2 separate regions of the Mus musculus genome follow, and region 1 is linked to region 2. A link is a loop called in an ENCODE intact Hi-C map of the cell type or tissue named here. Cell type or tissue: left cerebral cortex. All regions are shown on one strand. Links, peaks and the distances in the headings refer to the core of each region. The heading gives the core; the rest is flanking DNA.

Region 1 (10,788 bases), core at 1,611-9,610, 53 kb before region 2:
GGACTGTGTGGAGGCAGCCAAGAAACGCATTCAGGAAATCATTGAGGATCTGGTGAGTGTCCAAGGGGCTCTGATGGGGCTGTGATCACCCCTGTGTGTCAGAGTGAATCCATAGAACAATCACATGAAAGCACCAAGACAGCCGTTGTTTTCCGTCTTCCACATCCCTCGTGGTCTTCCTTGTAAAACCTTATGCCCCTTCTACTAATAGCCTGGTGTGGCTTCACTAAGTCTAAGGCTATGACAGCACCAGGTCTTAGCTAGTCTAACGTGGCTGCCCACCAGTAGCCAGTGTCTCATGGGCACCTTGCACAGTAAGGCAGCACTTGGATGTAAAGCGGGTATTCTATATCCAATCTGTGTGATAAAAACTGTGCTGTGAGTTTTAGGTATCTTTTTCACTATAACCCACTGCAGAAGACCTGCCCTTCTACCCTGTATACCCCTCCACCCAGTCGATGCTAGAGTCTCTAGGTTCATTTCACTAAAGTGTTATGGAACTAGTGAGGGAAGTAGGATGCTAAGGAGATGTTATTATTGACTTGTAGAATTTGACCTTTTTTCACTCTTGTGCCCATTTTCAGGAAGCTCAAGTGACAGTGGAATGTGCTATACCCCAGAAGTTTCACCGATCGGTCATGGGTCCCAAAGGTTCAAGAATCCAGCAGATCACTCGGGACTACAATGTTCAAATCAAGTTCCCAGATAGAGAGGAAAATCCAGGTGGGTCTACTTAAGCTTGGCTCTGTACTGATCACCATCAGTGGTGACTGTCACTGCCCTTGGGGCTGTGAAATGAGTCAGTCCTTTTGGTTCTTTCTTACCTCTTGTTTGGCACTGGCATGCTGTTTAGATGCTAGCCATGGGTTTTGTCCATCCTCCTGGTCTCTAAAAGATAAGACAAGGCCCTGTAAAAGGAGCCAACAGCTTCCTGTGTCTTGCGTAGGAAATTGCTGAGAGTCTAGTGCCACTCTTTTCTAGGACACTGTTTGAATAGTAGTGGGATGTTTGCTCAGCCACGTTCAGTGAGCCCTCCGAACATAAACCTTGCAGATATGTCCTCTCCAAGTTTCTTAACACTGCCCAGGGGACACCGTTCGGGTACTTCACAGCTCTTCTAGAATGGCTAAGCCTGACCATGCTTGTTACCTTGTTCTGTTTAGGTAGTTGGTAATAGGGCAACTTTAGTTGAAGGCAAGAACTAATGTGGTCAGTTGCTGAGGAAGTGTCATCTGTGAACCTTTCTCTGCCTGCTTTGCATGTGTGAACCACGGGGTGTGAACCTTTCCTATTGGTGAGTCTTTGTTGACCTGTGTTAGTCCAGAAAGATTGCAGCCTGCACTAGACGTTTAGTATAATTGGGTTGGTGTCCATGGTGCTTGTCACAGTTATTCCAGTCTATTTTCCTGAGGATACAGGCCATTTATTATATGATTATATAGCCATACTGTTACGGATTTCACACTTAAGTAATGTGTTCTCCTCAACATCTTAGCATTAAAACACAGGAAAACTCCATGGAATAGTATAAAGAATTTCAGTGTTACCTCACCCCCACTATAGATTTTTTTTTTCTGAGTTTGAGTATGTGTTTATATGCTGACTTTTATCAGTATGGATATTTCCTGAGAACCTGTGATTTAGCCAGGTAGTGGTGGCACATGCCTTTAATCCCAGCACTTGGGGATGCAGAAGCCAGCCAGGGCTACACAGAGAAACCCTTTCTCAAGAACAAAACAAAAAAAAGGACTTTTGACTTACCTGTGGTATATTCATCAAGATCATACCAAGTATTATATAGTTTTACTATGTAATTCATAGTCGGTGTTCTAGATTGTTAAAGGTGTCCTTCAGAGCCACCCTTGCCTAGTTTAACCCCAGCTGATGGTTCTCCCATTATTTATTCTCCTATTACCTCACTTGGATCTATGGATTAAAATATTCTCTGGCCGTTTACAAGATAGAGCCCCTCTCCAGCTAGCTTGTATCCTAATGCCTCTTTATTTGGGGACTTTTCCTTACTTTCTGGCATAAAGCACTGTCATGGGCCTACCTTGGCCTCTCCTTTATTATCCTTCACAGATCTTTGAATCCCTGCCAGGTCCCTCAGACTGAGCTCTACATCCAGTCTCATGTGCTGAGGGCTGCGTTACAGCCTCCCCAGGCAGTGGGACTTCCGTGCACACCTGTGACTCACTAGTGTATATGATATATATACCTCTGCAGTTGTCAACTAGGCTTTCCCCTTTATTCCTAGTTCACAGTGTAGAGCCTTCCATCCAGGAGAATGGAGATGAGGCTGGAGAGGGCAGAGAGGCCAAGGAGACCGACCCTGGCTCTCCCAGGAGGTGTGACATCATAATCATCTCTGGCCGGAAAGAGAAATGCGAGGCTGCCAAGGAAGCCCTGGAGGTGCGTTTGCCTCGCTCTTTCTCTGCCTTGAGGTTTCAGACCCTGCCCAGGTGGCAGCAGACAGTAGATCCTCTCGCTTTAGTCCTAAAATTGCAAACATTTGCTCTGTACCTTTATTGGCTGTTCACACAGCCCAGGGAGGCCATTTCTTTTCACCAGGACTCAGGACCCTACAGTTCATTCTCTGACAGCAGTGTCAGGGTCTAGCCTCTTGGGCCATAGCCACGGAGTCTGTCAAAGGATCTCATAGGCAGTGAGTGAATGTGAACTCCAGCCTCAATCCCTTCTCGTCCATCTGCTGACTATCCATTCCTTCCCCAACTGAAGTAGGGCTGGTCTACCTCAGGTTTGCCAGAAACATGTGTCTTCTGTGCCGAGTCCTGTTGTAAGCACCATGGCACCACAGTTACAAACAGTGCCTGCACAGCAGCATCTGTTGACTGATGTTGTTCAAGGGCAAAGACTGAGCAGAATGGGTGATAGGCAATATATGTTGGGACTTGAGTGCAGGTAACTGAGCCACCTGTTTAGGGGACTCCCTTGCAACCCACATAAGCTTTGACAAAGTTGTCACAACCACAGAGACATGCTAAGAGTTGGGCCTCTGTGTGCTGTGTCTTCCTCCCGGGAGCCTTGGCCTGCTGCGATGCAGAAGTAGAATGAGGGGTGTAGGAGTCCGGCCTCTGCCTGCATGACCTCAGACTGGGCTCCCTGTCCTGTCCTGTTTGTGATGTATTGAGATCCGTGTAGTCTGTCACCTGGTCACATTGGTAGCAGGTTCTAAAATGTACACTGTTGTCTTCAGGGCTGTTGGCCTTGAGCTCATGGGGCTAGTTAGTCTGCCCAGCTCAAAGCCTTATCTCTACCATTGTCCTTGTAGGCACTGGTTCCAGTCACCATCGAGGTAGAGGTACCCTTTGATCTTCACCGCTACATCATTGGGCAAAAAGGAAGTGGAATCCGCAAGATGATGGATGAGTTTGAGGTAGACCATGTTCCCTGGAGACCATACTCTGGGGACTGTTATCAGAGAGCAGCCCGTAGTGGTCTGAGTCTGTGTCCTTCTTCAGCCCACATTGGTTCTGCCTCCTTTTGTTTTGTTCAGTCAACCGCTGACTTTCCTCCCAGGTCTCACTCAAATCCCCCATGGCAAGTGAGCTTCACTCCTCTCCATCTGTTATGACAGGTGAACATCCATGTACCAGCCCCCGAGCTGCAGTCAGACACCATCGCCATCACTGGCCTTGCAGCAAATTTGGACAGGGCTAAGGCGGGGCTACTGGATCGAGTAAAGGAGCTGCAGGCTGAGCAGGAAGATCGGGTGAGCAAGAACGAACAGGACAACCTGCCTGGGTTTGGAAACAGTCTGTGTTCAGAGCATATTTCCAACACCAGGGCAGGCAGGAGACAAAACCAGGTGGTATTCCCGTGCAGTCAGAGTGTGGTGGACCTGCTGTGGAGAAGCTCAAGGCAAAGCTCAGTCTCCCTTACTACCCAGATCAAGAGAAATATTTTGATATCTCAGCTTCTACAGAAAAGATAAAAGATAGTACCTCATCTCAAGACAAGCAGGTCACTCCTGTGCCTGTGATGGAGTGCTGTCTGCAGAATTCTGAGAGATGCTGCTCAGGAATTGGGGGAAATCTGGGAACTAGATGGTCACTCCAGGCAACTGGCCTTTCCACAGGAGTTTTTAGTTTTGTTATTTTTTGGTTTTATTGATTTTGGGTTTTTTTGTTTGTTGTTGTTGTCATTGTTGGTTCGGTTTGGGTGGAACACAGTTTGGAGTCCAGTGATAGGGCAGAGATTGGGCACGTTTTGACTGTGACCTGGTGCAGCTTAGCCATAGGCTGTGGGGGTGTCCTGGACTGTCTAGCCTGTGGATGCTCTTATTACCTTATTGGCCTCTTCAATACACCAGCCCTGAAACCTGAAAGGCCTAGAATATTTTATTCAAGCTGATTCAACAGATCCCGGGTTCATGAATTCAGGAAGTAGGAATAGAACTGGAAAGGGTGGTTGACCATCCTATCCATCTTGACAGTCAGCAGCCTGTCCCAAAAGCAAGGGCATACTAGGTGAGGACAGAGCAAGACCTAAGGTTCTCAAGCTAGTGACTGACAGGGACGGTGACCACCAAGGCCTCCTGCTAGCAAGCTTAGGGGTGTTTCAGGCTTGGGGTCTAAATCAGGTTGGAAATCGGGCCTGGGTGGTGGTGGCTTATATTTAGATATACATGCTCATACTCATGAGCTTGTTCTCTGTCTTTCTCTTTGCTCTCTGCCTCATTCTCATTTTATTGTAGGCTTTAAGGAGTTTTAAGCTGAGTGTCACTGTAGACCCCAAATACCATCCCAAAATTATCGGGAGAAAAGGAGCAGTGATCACCCAGATCCGCTTGGAACATGAAGTGAACATCCAATTTCCTGATAAGGATGATGGGAACCAGGTACGGTGACCATCCGATTGACGTGGTATGGTTTAGCACACTTGGGCAGGTAGGGTTGTATTGGCCGTTACCTTGACCTGGGCTTTGTTTTGGTGGTGGTGGTACTGATACTGGTACTTTTGAGACAGGGTCTCTCTATGTAGCCTTGGCTGTCCTGATACTCAATATGTAGAACAGGCTGGCCTCAAAATCACAGAGATGTACTACCTACCTCTGCCTCCCAAGAGTAGCACCATGTCCGGCTTGACTTGGAAACTAAGGCAGCTTCTTTGATTTGACAAGTGGGTAAATGAGGGGGACAAAAACTATCTGAGAACCTGACTTCAGCCAAGTTATAGACCAGGGCTTGCCAGCTGTGTGTTTCCTTGAAACTGTCATCTAGGGTACAGAGCAGTTTTAAATTCCCTGTGCCTACTTTGATGCTCCTGACAGTCAAGCTTAAGCCTCCAACTGGGCTCCTTCTTGAGCTATCTATCATACCTACACATGCACACACCATGTCTATCCAGCCAGGTCTGGATTCTCTGCATCCCCTCTTCCTCTTGCCATGGCCCCTGATGAGCTCTGCACAGCTTCCTACTGCATGTAAAACAATGTGAAGGGTAACCCACCTCCTCACTCAGTTCTGCCCTAGTGGGCAGGAAGTCCCATCCCATCTCACCTCAAAGTCTGTGTATGGCTCGCCCTCACCTGTGTTTGCTCCTTCACTTATAAGGGCTTTCCCTCTCAAGTGGCTCTACATGAGTGGAGCCGTGGCTCTCCCTCTGCTCTCTAGGCCTGTGTTAGCTCTATGACCTTGAGCACCGTGCCCCCAGATGCATCCAGTAGTAACACTGGGCTGAGGTCTAGGGTACAGACCTAGACCTGTGTGCTAGCTATGTGTGCTCATAGTGAGAACAACAAATTATGCATTATAATATACAGAAATGGATATAATTTGTTGTCCCCACTATGTCTTAGCTCATCTGTGAACCAAGAAAGGTATGCTGTTTATATATGTGTATAGGGGCACACATACACCACAGCATGTGTGTAGAAACCAGGACAACTTGCAGGATTCAGTTTGTTTCTTTCCACATGTGTAGGTTCCACAGATTGACCTCATCAGGTTTGGCAGCAAGTGCCTTTACCTACTGAACCATCTTGCCAGCCCTAGAGTCTTTCTTTTTCCTGTGAGAGTTTCACTTCCACTCACAGAACTGATTCTGTGGAGTATGCTGGCCCTGCTGTGCTTGGTTTTTGTGAACTTCATTTGGATCAGCTGCCTGGCCTTCCCCTGAGTCTGGACAGGAAGTTCTTAGTCTGCCACCTCTTCCTTATGCCTATATCTCTTGCTTCTTTCCTAGGCTGGCTCTTTCTACTTTCTAATGTGGACTACAGTACTTGTTACTTTGTAATCTTGTATGTTCTGTCCGTTTATTTTGGACTACTAACCTGGAGATTAGAACAAAGCTGCTGTTTTGTTCCCTTGTGCCCTTCATATTCCCTGATCTGTCTGTTGCTCAGATCTGTCTTGAGTCTGCTGGTTCTCACTGACATGGTACAAGGAAGACCGAGCTGAGGGGTCTGAGGGACCAGAGAGTGCTTTAAGGGTCCTGAGACCTCCAAAGAAGCAGGAGGCTAATGGTCTGAGAACTTTACATCCTAATAGTCCCCAACCTTGTGCCTGCTTTCCTTGAACCACTTACTTCCTGGTACTTCCTCCATCTTTATGATCAGGTATCTTGTCTTTCCTAGTACTCACAAAGTGGGTGGAAAGGGAGAGAGAATGTGTACACATGTGCATGCACACCTGTAGAAATCAGAACAACTTCAAGGAATGGTTTTTGGTGGTTTGTCCTTCTACCATCTCAGTTCCAGGACTAGACTCAGGTTGTCAAACTCATGTTGTCAGGTTTGGCAGCAAATGCCTTTACCCACCGAGCCATATCGTCTGCCCCTCCTTTCCTCCTTTTTAACTAGACTTGTGGCTACTTTTCCTCCTTACCCTTCTCCACCCTTCCAACACCCAACACGAGGTAGGAAAGAAAGAAGGCTCGAGAGAAAGAGTGCCTCAGTCTTGTTAGACCTACTTCTGGGGGCCGGGTTTGATGTTCATCTTTGGGATATCCAGGTTCTTCTTCTCGTGGCTTTGCTCACAACGACCTGACAAACCACAGGAACAGGGGAAGCAACAGCCACCACAACCTCTCAGTGCCCTGGCACTTTTATACCCTCACAAAAGTCCCCAGAATTCCAAACGTAAACTCTCTTCAGCTGGCAAAATCACATCCCTGTCAGAGCAGAGACAGCTGCTGCGGACAATCTGAAGCAGCCCATATCCCACACCTGGGAATAAAACAAAAGCATTCACATTTCTGTATTTTTAAAGAACCCAGAATTTTCACTACTTATCTGTTACAGGTTTTAGGAAGTAATGGCTGTGTGACGGATGTTAACTCTGTGTGTGGTTTTGTTTACTATTTTATTTTTAAAAGGTGATTACTTTTAGCCTAGAGTGGTGGCAAACGCCTTTTTTCCCAGCACAGTGGAGACAGAAGCAAGCAGATCCCTGTGAGTTCCAGGCCTGGTCTACAGGATAGCAAGGGCTGTCACACAGAAAACCCTGTCTCAAAAAAAGATAATTATTTTTATTTTGAGAGTTTGGATGTTTTGACTACACGTATGTATGTGTACTACCTGTGTGTCATACCCAAGGAGGTCAGAAGAGGTCATTAGATCTGGGTTAAGGATGGCTGTGAGCAGCCTGTGGGAGCTGGGGATCGACCCCAGGTCCTCTGTAAAAGCAGGAATCACTCTTAACCACTAAGCTGTCTCTCTGGCACCAAGATTATGTTTTAATTTTTACTATCTGTATTTGTGTGCGTGTGTACATGGGTATGAGCTTATGGATGCAGGTATCCACAAGAGCAAGAAGGGGGAGGGCATCAGAGCTCCTGGAACCAGAGGCATAGTGGGCTGCTGACAAGGGTGCCAGCCAGGATCTCTAGTCTTCTGCAAGTGTAGCAGCTCTTAACTGTTGGGCCATCTGATGTGTTTTCTGCCCTTTTCTTCTGAGAGGATGAAAGTCTCCCCTAAGAAGAGGCCTGACACGCTCAGCCATCTAGCCATCATCCACACAGTTGCACTGTCATCTCCTTAGACCAGCCTGCTAGGTCAGCACATGGCTGCTCTTGGGATGTCCCAGAGGAGTCACCCTCTTCTCTAACTACATTCTCCTCTTTAGCCCCAGGACCAAATCACCATCACAGGGTATGAGAAGAACACTGAAGCTGCCCGTGATGCTATCCTGAAAATTGTGGGTGAGCTTGAGCAGATGGTTTCTGAGGATGTTCCACTGGATCACCGTGTGCACGCTCGAATCATTGGTGCCCGGGGCAAAGCCATCCGGAAAATAATGGATGAATTCAAGGTGAGTCCCCAAAGCCAACTGAAACAGAAGGATGAGAACTCCCATCTCCTACCTGTGCTGCTGACCACATGAAGCTGGGAGGGTGAGTACTTGGCTCTAAGGTCTAGAGTCTGCCCTTTAATGCCCTTGACACTGCTGCTTCCAGGTGGACATTCGCTTCCCACAGAGTGGAGCGCCAGACCCCAATTGCGTCACTGTGACAGGACTCCCAGAGAATGTGGAGGAAGCTATCGACCATATCCTCAACCTAGAAGAGGAATATGTGAGTTCTAAGCAGGCATGGTCTTTGGGGCTGAGGCCCAGCCATAATCCTGTGATGACAGCCAAGTAACCTGTCTGCATCCAAATGTGGGACTGAGCAGGGGGGTCCGGGGGGTGGCCCCTTGGTAGCCAGGAGAAGGCTCCACTGCCTGGCTGTAGGCTGAGCAACACCACCTCCCCTATGATGTTTAGCTGGCAGATGTGGTGGACAGTGAGGCACTGCAAGTTTACATGAAGCCCCCAGCACATGAAGAGTCCAGGGCACCATCCAAAGGCTTTGTGGTGCGAGATGCTCCCTGGACCTCCAACAGCAGTGAGAAGGTCAGATGTCCTGGTTATTCTGTGTGGGTTAAGCTTGTGGGCTAGTGGAGTATGGGATGGAGTTACTTTGGACCACCCTGTGGTAATGCTGTGTTCTCCCTCTCCACAGGCTCCTGATATGAGCAGCTCTGAAGAATTTCCCAGCTTTGGGGCTCAAGTGGCCCCCAAGACCCTCCCTTGGGGCCCCAAACGATAATGATCAAAAAGAAACCTTTCCAGCCTGCTGCCCAAACCCAACCACACAATGGTTTGTCTCAATCTGACCCAGCAGCTGGACCCTCGTAAATTGTTGATGCTCTTTCCCCTCCCCGAGGTCTCGCAGCAAAGCCTGGTGGGCTGGCCTTGTGTGGCTGCTTCTCCAGGCCTGGTCAGCACCCAGCAGGCTCAGGGTCTGCTCCTGATGCTGTGCTCTGGGACAGGCACGCCACTGTGTGAAACACTAAGCAAGGTAATCGAGCATTTCGTGATCACAGACTCCAGCTTCCTGGTCCACCCAGCATGTAGTCAGCACTCTGACCTTCACACCAGAGCTCCACAGCGGCTAGGAGTTGACTTCCTGTGTCATGACCTCAGGAAATAAATTTCCTTGACTTTATAAAAGCCAAAACGTTTGCCCTCTTCCTTTCCCACCTCCCTCCTGCCCACCACCTGTCGCCCAGACCTTCCTCTGTTGAAAGCAGTCAGCTTCCTTTAGCTGTCAAAATCTGCTTAGCACAGGCTTCAGGATAGGAGGAAGGCATGGTATCGGACAGCAAGAGGTCAGATGTCCTGGTGATAGAGTGGGCTGAGAAGTAGAGGGTGGCCTGGGTCCTCAGATAGTGCTGACCGTGCCCACTTTGGGTTCCGAAAGCATCAGGGGCTTCTATTGCAGCTTTAGCCTCATGATCCTATGTATCTTAGAGGCACAGCTGTGTGTATTCCACTTGGGTTCCCTGTGACTATCACAGTGGACTAGGGTGGCTTGAGACTTTGGGGGAAAGGGGAGGTAGAGACTGGCTTTTCTTTTGGTGATGGGGAGGGGGCTCAACCCTAAGTGACAGCTCAGCTTTCCCACGACCTTTAGCCTCTGCCTGCCTTGTTCAGTTGCCTTCTTTCTACCTCAGCCAGTGTGGTAGTACTCTCATGTGGGTTAGTGCCACCCAAGGCTCTTCTTGTGATGTAGACATTTCTGGTGATTCTGGGCTTGCCATTGAGTTGAGGGTGGAGGCCAGTGCTTTCCCTCAGTCCACATGATTCAGGGACTGGGCCAGAGCTGGGTGTTCCTTCCCAGCCAGCCTGACCATGCAGGCTCTGGCAAGCATAACCTGGATGCTTTATGCAGTCCTAAGGAACAGGCTTAAGGGGCAGGTCTCGTCGATAGAGGTGGTCATTTAGGGTGGATTCACAGGGAAGGCAGAATGAAAACAACCCAAAGCAGGGAGCACAGCTATCTGAAGGAGATCTTTTCCTCAGGTACAAGAGGTAATTTTTGGACCACTGGCCTCCAGCTAGCTTGGCTGTAGGCCAACCCTCACCAAGAAAAGTGGTCCCGAGCAGACAAACCCCTGTCAGGCTGTGGAAACTGAGGACAGACCTTTTATCTCCAGGTCATCTGATCAACTAGCAACATGTCCCCTCCCAGATACTTGGGTTACTAGAAAAGCCAACTTGTGGCGATCTCATGGCCTTCCCTGGGAACTGTCACTTCTACTATGATACCTTTCCCCCTCAAGTCTTTGACTCCCCCATTTAATAACTCAGGCTTGGCTACCTGTAGACTCTAATCCTAAGTGGATCCAGAATTGCTTTCCCAAGTCTAACTTCAGTTCCCTTTGGATGGAACCAGTCCCACATGTACCCACTTAGAAGAACGATACTGAGATGGGAAAAGAACATCTACTTTGTTCAGTAGGCTGGCAGCTTAAGCCAGGTGGGTGAGACGGGGAGAGCGCTT
Region 2 (10,788 bases), core at 1,137-9,136:
AGAGAGGCACTAAGAGGGGAATCATGGGGAAATCTGGCCTTTATTCCTAAATGGGATGGGAGTACAAAACAGCTTTTGTTCTAGAAGGGGCTCTGTTTTTTTCCCCTAGTTTCTATCTATTTATTAACTCATATACAATAAAAATATGGAATCCCTACGTTTTTATGTGTCATACTTGCACAGGAGCCATGCTAATCTCTGTATTGTTCAAAATTTGGTGTATGTGCAGCCAAATCAAGCACGAGGATCTTTTCTGAATGGTACATACAGGGCTCCAAGTCAGAAGGCATCCACACAGTACAGAGAAAGGATGCTGATGGTTTGGGCCAGGTGGCAGCAGCAAAGAAAGGGTTTGGGATATAGTTTGAAGGCAAGTATTTATATGTTGGAGTACACATCTCGGTGGATCTGGTACACAGGAAAGGCGAGGTATAGGAGGATGCCAAGACTTCTGGTCAGAGGATCTGGAAGGATAGTCACTGTCCACTGAGGTTGAGTCAAGTGGAGGGACTGTGGGGCCGACCCATGCTCTCAGGCTTGGTCTTGTCCTATTTGGGTGATGTCTCAAGAGCAGACAGCTGGATGTAGGAAAGACCTTGAGCTAGAAAGAGAAACCTGGCTGCCAAAAGCAGAGTGGTGACATTTAAATCTGTGAGCCTGGATAGGGCTGCCAAGAAGAGAGGAAAATGAAGTCAATGCTCGAACACTCCTGAGGTGCAGAATAGAAGAGGAAGAAGTGAGAACAATCAGGAAGGACGGAGGGAAATAGGAGAACCCAGGCTAGTGGTTGCTCGATTCTTCAGAGCAGCACTTGAGAGGCCCAGTGGGAGGCCACCAGCACAGGCACACACAGAGAAGAGAAGCAACCGATCCATTTGTTGCAGACTGACACACCAGGTTCTCCTTCCCTTCTCTAGATGTTAGTTAGCATGACATCTACTTTGCCAGTGTGGCAAGGGGAAGGACACAAGTGGACCCTTGAGGAGTGTGCCGTCCTTCCAGATTATAACTGTGGAGCATTTCAAGTAGCATGCAGACACGCAATTATTTAGTTTCATTATATTCAACACACAACAAATTACTAGCCATACAAAGAAGGAACGACAAACAAACAAAAATCTAGTGAGAAAAGAAATCAAATCTATGAGAAACAGAACAATAGAATCTGGAGAGATGACTCAGAGGTTAAGAGTAAGTGCCGTTCTTGTAGAGGGTGTGAACTTGGGTCCCAGTAGACATATCAGGTGGCTCACATCCCCTATCACTTCTGTTCCAGGAATACAATACCGTCTTCTGGCCTCCATGAGCTCATGTGCACATAATTCATACTCAGACATAGATACATACACATAACTAAAATATCTTAACAATACCTTTTCAAGGAGCTGAAATATACTATAACACAAATTCATTGTATAGGCATGATGACCAACCTCATTGTCAGTGGGACTGGATTTAGAACCACTTAGGAGATATACCTCTGGAGACGTCTGAGGGCATTCCTAAGGAAATCAGCCCTCCAATGCACGTGGGTGGCATCACCCCTCAGGATGGAATCTTGGACTGAATAAAAAGGTGAAAAGCAGTACCATGAGACCCTCTCTCTGCTTGCTAGCCTTCCCAGATGTGAAGAGTCCACAGTCTAACCGCAGGTTCCTGCTGCCATGACAGACTATACTCTTTTAAACTCTGAGACCAAAGGGGGGGGGGGGATGCTTGCTGCCTAAGAGTGGAGTCCATATCCTCTGTAACAAGCCAGGTATTCTAAGTGTTATGTAATCCCAGCTCCAAAGGAGGAGGAGAAAGGGGATCTTCTAGTCTAGCCCAGTGAGAAAATGCCAGACTCAGCAGACTCAGGTTCAGGTAGAAACTCTGCCTCAAATAAATGGACAGAAAATGACAGAGGAGGGTACAGATACCCTCTTCTTGCTTCTGTGCCACACAAAAGCATGGTCTCCATACAAAAGCATATGTACTATAAAAACGTAAACACATAAGTCTTTTAACATGTAAGTAGTTAATTAATGAGCTTAACAGCAGACTGAGTATTACAGAAGGAAAAACAAGATCTTGAAGACAGAGCAATAGAAATCACATAACCGGAGGCTCAGCCGGAGCAGAACCTGAGGACAGGAGGGGAGATGAGTAACAGGTGCACTATTATCTACTTACCAAAGGACTAGCACATGCATGCTTACCATTTTACAAGGAACTAAGAGTTAGGAGGGACTAGAAACATTTTAGAGGAAAAAAAATTTTTTTTTAAATTTCATAAAAACTGTAAAATTTACAGATTTCAAAAGCTCAGCTGTACATGGTGACACATGTCTTTAATCCCAGCATTTGTGAGGTGAAGACAGATGGATCTTTGTGATGTCAGCCTGGTCTACACAGAGAGTTCCAGAATGGTCAGGGCTACATAGGAAGATCTTATTCAAAAGAAAAAATAAATGTACCTAAAATACTGAACTCAAAAAAAAAATGAAGTTGCGGATAGTAAAGATAGTTCAATGGATACAACACTTGCTGACAACTCGAGTCTGATCCCCAGAACACATGCACGGTTCACTGAGATCAAGGCTTCTGGGACGGGACGGGCAGGCTTGCATTCATTCACATGCTTTGCTCAATGGACTCACTGAGCCTAAGAGATGGATACCAATCCTACTAAGATTAAAACTTACCCAGAATTCTTGCAGTTCTGTCAGATGGCTGATATTCTCAATCTTTTTTATTCTATTTGATGCAATATCCAACATGGTGAGTTTGTTCTGAAATAAGAAGATATTTCCTATATTATTAAAGTTCCATAGCAGCATGAAAGCACATGCAAGAGTGTGGAGCTGAGCTGAGCTGCAGGCGAGCCACCCTCTGTGCCTTGGGTTGGCTTTGATGATTCTCAGGTTGATGCTACCTACTCACTCCCTGAGGTTTCCCCAGCTGGACCGGATTTCAGTGTTTCTGCTCAAAACCTCGTGAGTGTGTCTGTAATTTCTGTCAGTCTCAAGGCCTCATAACCACAGGGCCCCAGTGAGATCCCTGCTCCTCTTCTTTTGGTCTGGGAAGAGCAGTGATCCTGAGCTTTGAAGAAGAAATGAAGGACTATCATTGTAGCATGTCATGAGGAAATACACAGTGCCAGATCACCCTACAGTGGAGTTCCTCTCTTTAGTGAGGTTAGATACACCAGACACACAGAGGAGGTGGGAGTAATAGACCTTCCTGTCTTGGACAAAGCTACCTGAGGCAATGCTAGGAAGGCGTAGGTATTGAAGAAAGGCCATATTGAAAACTGCTGGAACTTAGAAGGAATGATTGCAGCAAGAGCAAGTGTAATCTTAGCAACAGAGGAATGGTGTATGTGGATACCAGTATCTTGCAGGACACAGCATTGTGGGTTCTTTCATTTTCTCTCTCTTCTTTCTCTTTTTCTTCCTTCCTTCCTTTTTCTTCCTTTTCTTTTCCTTCCTTTCTACCTTCCTTCTTTTCTTTTTTTTGAGAAAGGGTTTCTCTGTGTAGCCCCAACTGTCCTGGAACTAGCTCTGTAGATCAGGCTACTCTCAAACTCAGAGCTCTGCCTGCCTGTCTCTGTCTCCTGAGTACTCTGAGTACTGGGATTAAAAGCGTGTGGCGCCACCACCAGCTCATATCATTGTGTTTTATAATGTGCTCTAAAAGTGCATGTCAGACGTTGTCTGAAACACATCATCTCAGCTTAGGTAACTGTTTTTCATGGTTAAGGTTAAGTCTACCACAGCTTACACTGCTTGCCGCTATGTTTTAACAAACTGGGAATGTTCCCCTGCTAGACTATGGGAATCTTGCATCAGCTGGGAGCCTGATAACAATCCTTCCCCTGCTGCCCTCAAGGCCTCTCAGTACTTCAAACTCATGGTCCCCGCTTTCTACTGCATTCCTGGTGTATTTATTCCAAATCTTTCCAAGTTTTAATGGAAATTAAAGGGGGAAAATCAAATATAGCCAGTAGCTATTGATTAAAAATTGTCACATCTGTGGCTTCCCAGTCCCTTGAACTTTCCACAGTTAACAACCGTCCTGCCTCCACGTCTTACGTAAGCATCACACATGCACTGAGTCCATATACAGGTATTAGAGTGCCACCTTCATATGTTACTTGGTCCCTGAGACATGTTTTATGCATGGGAGAGGCCTTGAATTTCTGATTCCTCTGTTTTCACCATGCAAGTGCTGTGATTATAGGTGTGTGCTACCACACCTGGTTTCACATATTGGATAAATCGTTAAAGAAAGGTTACCAAATTGTCACATAGACAAATCTTAGGTTTTCTGAAAAATCCTTGTATATGTGATGCTAAAACCCAAAACACTGGTTTTCCTCCAGAATGACATCACTGACATAACCCAGCCCTGGACTGCGCACAAAGGAACCTGTCGTGGGATCTGAAGGATGGTGCTTCCAAGAACAAGAGCCTGACTCAATCTTGCTCCACTTGGGAACAATTTATCAGAATCAACCAACCAACCAATCAATCAACCAACCAACAGAATAAACAAAAATGTTCCCTTTGAACAAAACAACCCCAGTAAAATTGAACAAGAAAAAATATTTTATTTGTCTTGAATCATAATCGGAGGAAAAACAGGTGAGGCCAAAGGCAACTAACTCTTAAGTGTGAGGTTCTTCCTGAAGGGAAGCTGGAAGTGGGTGGGATTAGTGGAGCAGGTTTGTGAAAGTCAGTGGGAGGAGGAGGAGGAAGAGAAGGAAGAAGGGAAGAGGAGGAAGAAGAGAAGGACTCTTTCAGCACTTTGGATTCCAGGAGATAGGCAGGGGAGCAAGAGCCCTGTACTGGCTAGTTTTGTGTCAACTTGACACAGCTGGAGTTATCACAGAGAAAGGAGCTTCAGTTGAGGAAATGCCTCCATGAGATCCAACTGTAAGGCATTTTCTCAATTAGTGATCAAGGGGGAAAGGCCCCTTGTGGGTGGGACCATCCCTGGGTTGGTAATCTTGGTTCTATAAGAGAGCAGGCTGAGCAAGCCAGGGGAAGCAAGCCAGTAAGGAACATCCCTCCATGGCCTCTGCATCAGCTCCTGCTTCCTGACCTGCTTGAGTTATAGTCCTGACTTCCTTGGTGATGAACAGCAGTATGGAAGTGTAAGCCGAATAAACCGTTTCCTCCCCAACTTGCTTCTTGGTCATGATGTTTGTGAAGGAATAGAAACCCTGACTAAGACAAGCCCCATTCTTCCTTCTAAGCAGCAGAGCTGAGCTCACTCTATAGCCCTCACAGGCTGGGAGTGGAGGCTGAGGCAGGGAAGGAAGCTCAGTGCCAGGATAAATGGGAAGAACACAGCTGATGTGTGATACAGAGGGCAGGGAAGGACTTTTCAAAAATCTAGGCCCAAAGGCCTACAGTACTTGGCAGATGTGCAATGACCTGCCCTAGGAGGGTGTCTGCGATAACTTTGTTGAAAACCCACAGGCAGCCATGTGACATGTTGGCCCTTTGACTCATTGGGACAATGGGCCCTTAGCTCACATTCTGTAGGCGTTGTGTCTACCTTAGGCCAGGCCTGGAGGGCAGTGAATACCAATAGCAGCCCCTTCCTCTCCACCTCCCTTTATTTCCCAGATAGACCAATTGGCTCTTACGTTGTTCTCCAGGCCCTCGATAACCTCGATACCATTGTTGCTGAGGTATAGTTCCCGCAGGTTCACCAAGCTCTGTAGACCTTCGATCTTTGCTAGCCGGTTGCTCTGTAAAAACAGTTAAGAAGTGTCAACCTTGGGCCTGAGTAGATTTGCCACTCAAGCTTGAGAACACTATTTTGGACTCCCAGAACCCACAAAAATGCCAGGTGAGGCAGCTTGCCTTTAATTCCAGTCTTGGAAGGCCAGAGATTGTAGCTCCCCACAGCAAGCTGGCCAGAAAGACAAGCCATATCAGTTAGCTCTGGTCTGACTAAGAGACCCATTCTATGAACAAGGTGCTTCAATCTGGGGCCTCCACATGCATGCACACATGTTCACGAACACTTATGTTCATATCATACACATAAAAATGGTAAAGGAAAAAGAAAAAGAAAAAGAGCTGCCAGCAACACATAAGGTTAGAAACACAATGGCTTTGGAAATGACGTTTCCTATTTAACCTCAAGAATCCTAAGAACAGGCAGGCGCGCGTGGTGACACACGCTTTAATCCCAGCACTCAGGAGGCAGAGGCAGGTGGATTTCTGAGTTCGAGGGCAGCCTGGTCTACAGAATGAGTTCCAGGACAGCCAGGGCTACACAGAGAAACCCTGTCTCATAAAAAAACAAACAAACAAAAAACCCCCCCAAACTCCCTAAGAATAGATATTGTATTTAAAATGTGTTGGGAGTGGGATGGGGGTTGGGAGAGAGAAGTAGTCCAGTGGATAAGAGCACTGGCTGTTCATCCAGAGGACCTGGGTTCCATTCCCAGAATCCATACGGCTGCTCACAATCATCTGCAACTCTAGGCTCGGGGATCCAGTGCCTTTTCCTGGGGCCTCCAAGACCATCAGGTAGATGTGATATACCACATGCAGGCAAAACATCCACAAACAAAATAAAAATAATAAAATAAAAAATTTAAATGTTCTTGAATGGGAAATAGAGAAGATTAACACTTTGGGTATGCTGCACTGTTTAAAATCCACACATGGAAGATCAGGGGTTTTTAAATATGAAAATCTCACTTTTTTCTTTTAAATATATCTGAAGATTTACTTAAGTAATTAAAAACTATTTTTGTATCCTATGTGTATATGTGCACATGCCATGCTGTGGTGAGCATGCACATGAGGTCAGGGGACAACCAGTAGGAGTCAGTTTGCCCCTCCCTCACATGGGCACCAGGGGCTGAACTCAGGTGGTCAGCTCTGGTGGCAGAGTCTTTACCTGCTTTGCCATCTTACTGGACCACTGAGGTAATCTAACAATTTTTTTTGTTTGTTTTTGTTTTTTCGAGATAGGGTTTCTCTGTATATCCCTGGCTGTCCTGGAGCTCACTTTGTAGACCAGGCTGGCCTCAAACTCAATCTAACAATTTAAAAATGTCAAAAAGATAATGAAAACATCTTTTATTGTTTGTGCATGGGTGTTCTGTCTGAATGTACATCTGTGCACCACACGCATGCCTGGTGCTGAGGCCAGAAGAGGGTGTTGAAGCTGCCACGTAGGTGCTGAGGCCCAGGTCCTCTCAAAGAGCAGCTGGTGCTCTCAACTGTTCAGCCACATCTTGCAGGAAGTCCATCTTTCCACTCACTCTGAGACCTGGGAACTGAACCCAGGTCATCGGGCTTGGCTCGCAACAAACACCTTTACTCACTGGGCCATCTCTCCCAACATTTTTGTTTTAGAAACAAATCAATTTAATTTCTTTTACAATATCTAACAACTCAATTCCAGTTCAAGAACACCTTCTCCAAAGTAGTTTGCAAGGCATCTGTTTTACTCAGAGTCTAAGAGGTTTCCTGTGCCGTGACTGGCTGTTAGTGTGTCCCGCCAAACTAGGCAGCCCAGGCACACCCAGTCATTTCTCCCTTCACCCCTTCAAAGTTTGATTCTACTAATTTGCTGCCACCCCCCCCCCCAACAAAAACATAACCTTAAAAACCAACAAGAATTTCAACAGGAGAGGCTGGCAAGATGGCTCAGTGGGTAAGAGCACTGACTCTTCTTCCGAAGGTCCTGAGTTCAGTTCCCAGCAACCACATGGTGGCTTACAACCACCCATAATGAGATCTGATACCCTCTTCTGGTGTGTCTGAAGACAGCTACAGTGTACTTATGTATAATAATTAATAAATCTTTAAAAAAAAAGAATTTCAACATGAACCAGGCACAGATAGAAGTGCATATCTTTAAACCCATCTCTGGGATCTGTGGGAAGCAGAGACAGTTAGATCTCTTGTAAATTGGAGACCAGCTTGATTTGCAGAGAGTTACTGGATAGTCAGAACTATATAGTGAGATCCAGTTTCAAAAACAAAAAACAAAAAACTAAAACCCAACAACAACAAAAACCCCACAGATGAATCTGAATCTCTGCATGTTAGTGTTGAACAGCTGAATAGTTCCCATTGGGTCTTCACTTTGACATTTGAGGACTGGGGTAAGCTCTTCCTTCTGAAGAGGCCTCATAACCCACCTACTATCAGTTACCACCAGGGGAAGTACTGAGAGTCCTTTATCCCTATTTTATGTACATAAACATTTGCCTGCAAGTATGTCAAGTATGTCTGTGCATCACATGCTTGCCCGAGGCCAGAAGAGAGTGTAGGGTTCCTGGGGACTACAGTTTCAGAGCCATGTGAGAGCTGGCAGTTGAACCTGGATTATCTGAGAGAGAGAGAGCAGCCAGTGCTCTTCACTTCTGAGCCACCTCTCCAGCCCCAGGGAACAAAATCTGCTTTTAAATTAAATTTTATTTTATGTGTGTGTGTAAAATACATACATCTGAACATATATCTGTCTGTATACTATCACATACAATGACTAGTGCCTGTGGAGGACAGAGAAGGTGTCAGCTTCCCTGGGACTGGAGTTATAGACAGTTGTAAACAGCCATGCGGGTGCTGGGACTCAAACCTGAACCTCTGGAGAGCAGCTCTTAACCACTGAGACGTCTTTCCAGCTCTCAATATAAAATATAAAAGGATTTTTTTTCTTTTTTTTTTTTTTTTGGTTTTTTGAGACAGGGTTTCTCTGTGTAGCCCTGGCTGTCCTGGAACTCACTCTGTAGACCAGGCTGGCCTCCAACTCAGAAATCCACCTGCTTCTGCTTCCCAAGTGGGATTAAAGGCGTGCGCCACCACTGCCTGGCTCAATATAAAATTCTTTAAAGTAAAAATAAATTATGTAAAACAAAAGGGATTTTAGTTTAGAGGGTTTGTGTTTCTATAGCCTGTGGATTATACTGTTTCTGTCATCTACTGACTGTAAACAGTACAGATCATGAACATACCAAGGGAATAAAATCAGGTTGGGGCTGCTGGGTGGCCCTGTGAGAATGGGCAGCTGGGAGCTGGTGAGGTTCAGTACCTGCACACTGAGGACTGTCAGGTTGGTAAGTGCATCCAGGTTCTGAAGTTTTGTAATTTTGTTTTTCCCCAGAAACAAACTCTCCAGGTTGGTTAATGTGTCGATATTTTCAATTGCCTATTAAACAGATGAAACATCAAGTTAAATGTCTGCTGTGGGCTCAAAACCTACACTAAGTAAGGTGCCTAGAACATATGTCAAGGCAATCTAGACTTTCTCTGTGATGTCTGGACTTGGGATTTTTCAATGAACTCTCTTGAACATACAGAATGGAAAAGGAGAAAGCAATGGAGGATGAAGACTGGAAAAGGAGAAAGCAATGGAGGATGAAGACTGGCTTCTGGGTTTACTCCCAACCCCTCACACTTTATTCCTGTATTTCTTTGTTTGTTTTTGTGACAGGGTTTCTCTGTGTAGCCCTGGGGGTCCTGGAACTTGCTCTGTAGACCAAGCTGGCCTCAAGCTCAGAGATTCACCTGCCTCTGTCTCTCAAGGTATGTGCCACTACACCTGGCCAACTCTCATGCTTTCAAAGAGCTCTGGGATTATTTGAAAACTCAGATGCTAGCTGGTTTCTCTAGCCTGTGTAGCACTTTCCTCTACACAGCCTTTGGGACTATGTACTCTTCTTTCTTGCTGCAGTCATGTCTCTTAGCTCTAACTAACTTTGTATCCTTAGGGTTCTTCAAGAACCTCAAGGGTAGGCCACAGTGTATGGTATAGTACTGCTGAAAACCAAATGGTGGGTGCTCTAAACATGGGGTGGGCAGACACATACTAGTAAATACTGCCCTCAGCCACTAACCAAGGAGGGTGAGGACAGGCATAAGACAATGACACCAGGATGTCAAAATTAGGACTGACCAAACCCTCATGTCTGCCCATGGGAATTCCTTTCTCTGCATGGCAGATCCTCCTCCAGTACTAACACCCATATGACCCTCGGAGTTTTTCCTCTCAGATATACGGGACTTTTTCCAATAGTTATTAGTCAACTGGTTTTGCTGTTGGTGGTACACGCCTTTAATCCCAGTACTGGAAGATCTCTCTGAGTTCTAGGCCATTCTGGGCTACATAGTAGGTGAGAGCCTGTCTTTAAAAAAAAAAAAGGCTTCTCCAGCAGTGGTGGTACCAGCAAGAGGCAAAGGAAGATGGATCCCAGCAGTCTAGTCAGAGTGAGTTCCAGGACAGTCAAGGTTACAGATAGAAACAATGTCTCAACAAACAAACAAACAAACAAGCTTCTCATTCCCATTCTGACCCATGGTTTCAAGGTTAAAGAGATCTTGAACAACAAACCAAATCCTGCCAGAGGACATGTTAATGTTTAGGGGATAAAGGGCTAGCCCTGTTTACTGGGGCAAGATACTTGCTTATCACATGACAGGTCACTATAAGTGACTACCTTTCTTAGCTTGGGAAACACAGCTCAGATGCAGATGGAGGAACGACTGTCTATGAACAGCTTGAAAAGGAAGCTTGGCCAGCTTACCTTACGTAGCACAGTGGGGACTGGCTTGGCATAGGACCATGATATAAATGAAGAGCCAATGAATGCTAACTCCCAGACTAGGCCAGTTGGTGTGAGCACAGTTCTTACTAATAATAGCTTCCAGTTAGCATTTTTCCTTAACAAGTATTTCCCTGTTTTCTCCAAACAATATGAACATGAGAAAAACTCAGCTAAGTACATACCCTATGTGTACCACTGAAGATCCACAGAGCCCAGAGCACTGT

The links. A loop is a pair of places that touch in the nucleus more often than their neighbours do. Peaks named below come from ENCODE experiments on the same cell type or tissue, not always from the same donor. Only the 100,000 strongest peaks of a DNase experiment are listed, where the experiment ranks them.
Region 1: it touches region 2 in a loop (2.1-fold over the local background); 4 of 42 quality-filtered maps call a loop at or near these places.

The regions. Positions count from the first base shown.
Region 1 is chr1:93,406,436-93,417,223 of GRCm38, reverse strand. It overlaps Hdlbp (high density lipoprotein (HDL) binding protein), which reads left to right. Exons shown (of 28, transcript NM_001301364.1): 19 at 1-52; 20 at 585-723; 21 at 2,258-2,412; 22 at 3,293-3,397; 23 at 3,599-3,733; 24 at 4,718-4,861; 25 at 8,088-8,273; 26 at 8,419-8,535; 27 at 8,727-8,855; 28 at 8,965-10,788. The coding sequence ends at 9,051. Among named protein-coding and RNA genes, the nearest start is that of Hdlbp, 34 kb to the left of the region's middle. In left cerebral cortex, for the core only: no CTCF peak of the experiment used is centred there; a DNase peak (open chromatin) is centred at 6,094; H3K27ac peaks cover 784 bases.
Region 2 is chr1:93,352,709-93,363,496 of GRCm38, reverse strand. It overlaps Ppp1r7 (protein phosphatase 1, regulatory subunit 7), which reads right to left. Exons shown (of 10, transcript NM_023200.3): 7 at 9,052-9,168; 8 at 5,636-5,740; 9 at 2,685-2,771. Gm26446 (a small nuclear RNA gene) reads right to left here and starts at 242; the gene lies at 140-242. In left cerebral cortex, for the core only: no CTCF peak of the experiment used is centred there; no DNase peak of the experiment used is centred there.